Linked DNA regions of Homo sapiens: region 1 is linked to region 2. A link is a loop called in an ENCODE intact Hi-C map of the cell type or tissue named here. Cell type or tissue: dorsolateral prefrontal cortex. All regions are shown on one strand. Each heading gives the region's core, and the rest is flanking DNA. Links, peaks and the distances in the headings are about the cores only. Region 1 overlaps PTPRS (protein tyrosine phosphatase receptor type S). Region 2 overlaps SAFB (scaffold attachment factor B).

Region 1 (2,906 bases), core at 221-2,720, 330 kb before region 2:
AGACTGACAAAGATCCCTGCCCTCAGGGTGTGGATGCTCTAAAGAGGGTGACACATGAGAAACAAAAGAAATCAAATCCACTGTGGGTCAGATGGTGGTAAGGGCCCTGAGGATGATTGGGTTCAGGGTTGTAGGATGAGGAGGGAGGATCGCCTGAGGCCAGGAGTTTGAGACCAGCCTGGGCAATATAGCCCATCATCTCTACAAAAACTTTTAAAAATTAGCTGGGCCTGGTGGCGCATGACTGTGGTTCCAGCTACTTGGGAGGCTGAGGGCGGAAGCATCGCTTGAGGCCAGGAAGTTGAGGCTGCAGTGAGCTAGGATGGTGCCACTGCAGTCCAGCCTGGGCGACAGAGCGAGACTCTATCTCTAAAAAAATGTAAAATAAAATAAACACAGGATAGGAGAGAGGGGAGGTGACATGCGAACAAAGACCAGGAGAAGGTGAGAGAAAGTGAAAGAGGATTCCAGGCAGAGAGCTCAGTCCATGCAAAGGCCCCGGGGCAGCACTGCACCTGGCGTGTTGGAGGAATGGCGAGGAGGCCAGTGTTGCTGGAGCAGAGTGAGGAAGGGGAGACAAAGAGGAGGGGAGGGGAGGGAGGGGAGGGAAGGAATGGGGACAAGATGCGCACGGCCTCAGAGGCCTCCAGGAGGAATTGGGCTTTGACCCTGAGGAAGGTGGGAGCCATGGAGGGCTGTGGGTAGAGGAAGGCCCTGACTCAGGTACTCACAGACATGCTCAGCTGCTGTGGGGAGGGCAGACTGTGGGGGATGACTAGGCTGGGGCTGGACTGGGTAGAGGATGAGGGAGAAAGGCACATTCTAGGCAGACCCAATAGAATTTTCTAAACGGCTCATTTGGGGATGTACAGAAAAGAGGGGACTCAAGGATGACTTCTGGGTTTTTGGCCTGAGCACCCTAAAGGTTAAGGGTGGCCACCTCCAGGAAGCCCTCCCTGATTGCCCCGCCTACTCCGTGCCCTTGGGGGCTGACCCCTGGACCCCTCCAAAAACGTTCCATTGATATGTCCTCTGTATACACCCAGGAGGCGGCTGCCCTTGGGGAGGAACACGGGGCTGGATCACGTCAGCTCCCACAGCTGGGACGTTGGGGGGTAATTTTTTTCAAAATAACTTTTCTTCTAATTATAAAATAGGCGCGTGCAGCAGAAAATTAGGTAAAATCAGCATAAAGAAGAAAATAAAAGTTACCCACAATCCATCCCTCGCCTAGAGAGAAACTGTTTCATGCGGCCGTTCTCATTCATTCTTTCCCTGTACATGTGCTGAGCACCTACTGTGTGCTGTGCTGAGGACACAGTGGTAAGCATGATGGAACCAGCACTCCTGCCCCTGTTGGGGGGCACAGACTAGTTGCAGGGGGGATGGACACCCACAGAAAAACAAACACTGTCAATAACATAAGGCCGGGCAGTGCTAAGAGATGCCAAAAATAATTAAATAAACCACACTGCAAGGCTGCAAAAACTGGGGGGTCCCTGGGGGAGCCTCTTAGAAGTGGTGATAATTGCATTTACACCTGGAGGAAGAGAGCAAATCAGACATACAAACACCTATGACAACAGAGTTGCAGGCAGGAGGAACAGCAAATACGATGGCCCTGAGGCTAACCATTTCCTTCCAGTCTTTCTTTTCTTTTCTTTTTTTTTTTTTTTTTTTGAGACAGAGTCTCGTTCCATCGCCCAGGCTGGAGTGCAGTGGCACGATCTCGGCTCACTGCAACCTCTGCCTCCCGGGTTCACACAATTCTCCTGCCTCAGCCTCCTGAGTAGCTGGGATTACAGGCGCACACCACCACGCCCGGCTAATTTTTTGGGTATTTTTAGTAGAGACAGGGTTTCACTATGTTGGCCAGACTGGTCTCAAACTCCTGACCTCATGATCCGCCCGCCTCGGCCTCCCAAAGTGTTGGGATTACAGGCGTGAGCCACAGCGCCCGGCCTCCTTCCAGTCTTTCTTCTATGCATACGAATGGGTGCTTTTCTTTCGTTCGATGGGGATCACCATTAGCAGACCATGTTCCAGTGTCCGGGTCACAGAATTTAATCAATTCCCACTTGTTTATCCCATTATGTCCCTTATAAACAACACTGTGAGGGACATTCTTAGACACAGCTGTGTCCCTTCGTCTCCTGAAGAAACTTCCAAAGCAGGGGTGACTGCATTGGGATGTTCTCAAGCCTTTAAACCTTCCCTGATGGGGAACCCTCAGATAAAACCATACCCTTGACCGGGGCAGGACCCCCTCCCCCAGCCTGTCTGTCCCACCTCCTTCATATTTGGCACCAAAACCCCCAGACATTTCATTTAGGTACAAACTCTGTACTCTTGGCTGTGAGAGCCAGAGAGAAACTGGTTGGGCAGCTTCCTCTCAGCTTCCCTGCCCTGGTCTTGCCCATGCCCAAGGCTCCCGCCTCCTACCTAGCACAGCATTCATGACCCGGGGCATGGGCGGGTGCCAACCAGCCAGGAGCCCGCCTCACCCATGTTCACATCACAGCCCTGGCGCCGGGTCTACCCGCCAGCCGCACCGCAGCGGGCATGATGCCCACCACAGGCACGCCCCAGCTCCATGTCTGCCTTTTTCACCTGTCCGCCCCCGCAGGCCAGGCTACCTTCCCCTTCCTGGAAAATGTGTGACACCTTCAGGCATGGCTGGATCCAGCAAAGCCATTCCTCCCATGTCTTCCCCAACTCTGCTGATAGCAGCTCTGTCCTTCCAGGGGCTCAGGCTAGAACCTGGAAGCTGGCCCTCACTGCTTTTCCTCCCTCACCCCATATGGTGTTGGTCTGGAAATACTCTCACGTTTGTCTCCTAAATTTCTACTCACTTTGTCCATCTTTCTCCATATTCCCTTCCCAACCCATCCAGCCTGATCATTGCC
Region 2 (2,906 bases), core at 287-2,786:
CCTTGTCACCTGAGAGCTCTCTGAAAGCAGTGTGTGAGCTGACTTTTTGGATCAACTTTACTTTTCCCTTCTTTTTAGGCAATTGAAGATGAAGGTGGTAATCCTGACGAAATTGAAATTACCTCCGAGGGAAACAAGAAAACATCAAAGAGGTCTAGCAAAGGTATGGAGGATTTCATAAGCAAGTTTCATGTTAAGTGCTTTCTTCAAAACGAATACATTGCTAATGTGCCTCGTTTACTTGTCTGTGTGTTGGACTTGTGAACCACTCTGAACTGGGAGCCTTCAGCGAAGCTTTGCATTTTCTTTCAAGATCTCTCTACTGTGTTTTGTTTTCTTGGTATCTGGGAATTCCAATGGAGGATGGAAGGAGTATTTGTCCTTTATTCATTTTCCTCTGTAGATTGTCAGCGGTCCTTAAATAAGGAGTCTTTTGGGAGTCAGTCACAGTGGCGTGTGCCTGTAATTCCAGGCGACTCGGGGCTGTGGTAGGAGGATCACATGAGCCTGGGAGTTCAAGACCAGCCTGGGCAACATAGCAAAACCCAGCTCTACAAAAAAACTTTTAAAGGCCCGGTGTGGTGGCATGCATCTGTGGTCCCAGCTGCTTGGGAGGCTGAACCGGAAGGATTACTTGACCCCAGGAGGTTGAGATCAGCTTGGGCAACATAGGGAGACCCCCATCCCCACCAAAAAGAAATTAGCCAGGCATGATGGCATGCACCTGTGATCCCAGCTACTTGGGAGTTTTAGGAGGGGGATCACTTGAGCCCAGGAGCTCAAGCCTGCAATGACCTAATGATTGCACCACTGCACTCCAGCCTGGGTGACAGAGCAAGACCCAGTCTCTCTTAAAAAAAAGGGGGGTGGGGGCGGGGCACAGTGTCTCTCACCTGTAATCCCAACACTTTGGGAACCCAAGGCAGGAGAATGGTTTCAGTCTAGGAGTTTGAGACCAGCCTGGGCTGCCTCTATCCACTGCCAAAAAAAAAAAGTACCTAGGCGTCGAGGCACGCCTGTTTTCCTAGCTACTTGGGAGGCTAAGGCGGGAGGATCATTTGAACCCAGGAGTTCAGGGTTGCACTGAGCTATCATGGCACCACTGAACTCCAACATGGAGTCCAAAAAGTAGGACTGCCTGAGCCTCCTATTGCTTGGACTTGGAGAAAATAACATCCCTTATAAACAGCACTTGGCAAAAACAGAATTGTCACTTTAACATTTCTTTTAAAAGCAGCTTATACAGTAAAAGTCACATTCCACATGACATGACTCTCACCATCTTACCGAAATCTCTCTTGCCCATCCCCCACACCCTGTGCTTTAGTCAGGCCCCAAACACGTGATTTACTCTCCTGGTTCTCTGTGACTTCGCTCCGCCCACCCTTCCCCATCTGTCTGCCTTAGAGACCTAGTTCCTCAAAAGACAACTGATCCATCCCACCAATAGCAACTCGTCTCCTTGGGTCCTCTGTCCTCCCGTGGCATAGTTCCTTACCCCTTGGTTTAATATTTATGTCATCTTGCCTTCTGTCAAGAGCAGATTGATGAGGACTAGGGCTGTGTCTTGTTTATCTTTCTTTCCCCTTCAATGGTTTAACTTGGTAACACTCAACTATTGGCTTAAGAAAGAATCAGCTGAGGCAGGGCGCCGTGGCTCACACCTGTAATGCCAGCACTTTGGGAGGTTGAGGCGGACTGGTCACCTGAGGTCAGGAGTTCGAGACCAGCCTGGCCAACATGATGAAACCCCGTCTCTACTAAAAATATAAAAATTAGCCAGGTGTGGTGGCGGGCTCCTGTAATCCCAGCTACTCAGGAGGCTGAGGCAGGAGAATTGCCTGAACCCAGGAGGTGGAGGTTGCACTGAGCCCAGATCGCACCACTGCACTCCAGCCTGGGCGACCGCAAGACTCCATCCCCCTAAAAAAAAGAATCAGCTGAAGCTGGGCTTGTAGACCGAATGTTCTCTTGGTTCATGTAGAGTTTTCCCTATCTGAAATGCTTGGGACCAGAAGGGTTTCATTTTTTGGATTTTGTGCGGTATTTTCGTACGCATAATGAGATAATCTTGGGATTGGGGCCCAAATCTAAACAAGAAATTTGTTTCTTATACACCTGAAGATAATTTAATACCATATTTTTTATAATTTTGTGCATGAAACAAAACTTTCACTAATTCCACACATCAGGTGTGGAATTTTCTACTTGTGGCAATATGTCAGTGCTCAGAAGGTTTCAGTTTCAGATAGGGTTGCCCAACCTGTAATTGAAGGCCTGGTTCTCAGGGCCCAAAACTAAATGAGATAATAACTAATACTTGGTGGTGAAGTACTGGGTTTAAATATCTGAGAGTCAGGCCCCAGTGTCAGCCACAGTGTTTGGGGTAAGTGCTGGGAGAACAGCAGAATGAAGTCACTTCTGTGGCTCATGATACATTGCGTGTTTTTGCCTTTACTCAAGTATACTTCTGCCAAGGCAAAGAGTCCTGGAAAATCAATGGAGAAAGAAATAATAAAAGCAAAAAACAGAGCCTGTGGATCTCCTTTTTTGTTTTCCTTTTTCTTCTGATAAAAGCAAATACTTGTACTACAGGCTTTTGTTGCTGTTTTTGTTTTGTTTTTGAGGTGGGTTCTCACTCTGTCACTCAGATGGAGGGTAGTCGCGCAGTCATAGTTCGCTGCAGCCTTGAACTCCTGGCCTCAAGCAGTGCTTTCACCTCAGCCCCACAAAACGTTTAGATTTCAGTTGTGAGCCACTGCGCCCGGCAGGTTTTAAAATACGTGCATGGGAGTAAAAAGCAGAAGTTGTTCACAGTCGGGACAGCCCACTACTAAAAGTTAGGCATACTTCTCCAGACTGTGTGTGTATGTACAATGTTTAAAAGTAAACTTAGGCCTGGGTTA

The links. Peaks named below come from ENCODE experiments on the same cell type or tissue, not always from the same donor. Only the 100,000 strongest peaks of a DNase experiment are listed, where the experiment ranks them.
Region 1: it touches region 2 in a loop (3-fold over the local background); 1 of 110 quality-filtered maps calls a loop at or near these places.

What each region holds. Positions count from the first base shown.
Region 1 is chr19:5,296,131-5,299,036 of GRCh38, forward strand. The region is part of intron 1 of PTPRS (protein tyrosine phosphatase receptor type S); the gene reads right to left. Among named protein-coding and RNA genes, the nearest start is that of PTPRS, 43 kb to the right of the region's middle. RefSeq lists an enhancer at 2,069-2,569. In dorsolateral prefrontal cortex, for the core only: no CTCF peak of the experiment used is centred there; no DNase peak of the experiment used is centred there.
Region 2 is chr19:5,626,327-5,629,232 of GRCh38, forward strand. SAFB (scaffold attachment factor B) reads left to right here. Exons shown (of 21, transcript NM_001201338.2): 2 at 79-163. Among named protein-coding and RNA genes, the nearest start is that of SAFB, 4.7 kb to the left of the region's middle. In dorsolateral prefrontal cortex, for the core only: no CTCF peak of the experiment used is centred there; a DNase peak (open chromatin) is centred at 1,355; H3K4me3 peaks cover 969 bases; H3K27ac peaks cover 2,009 bases.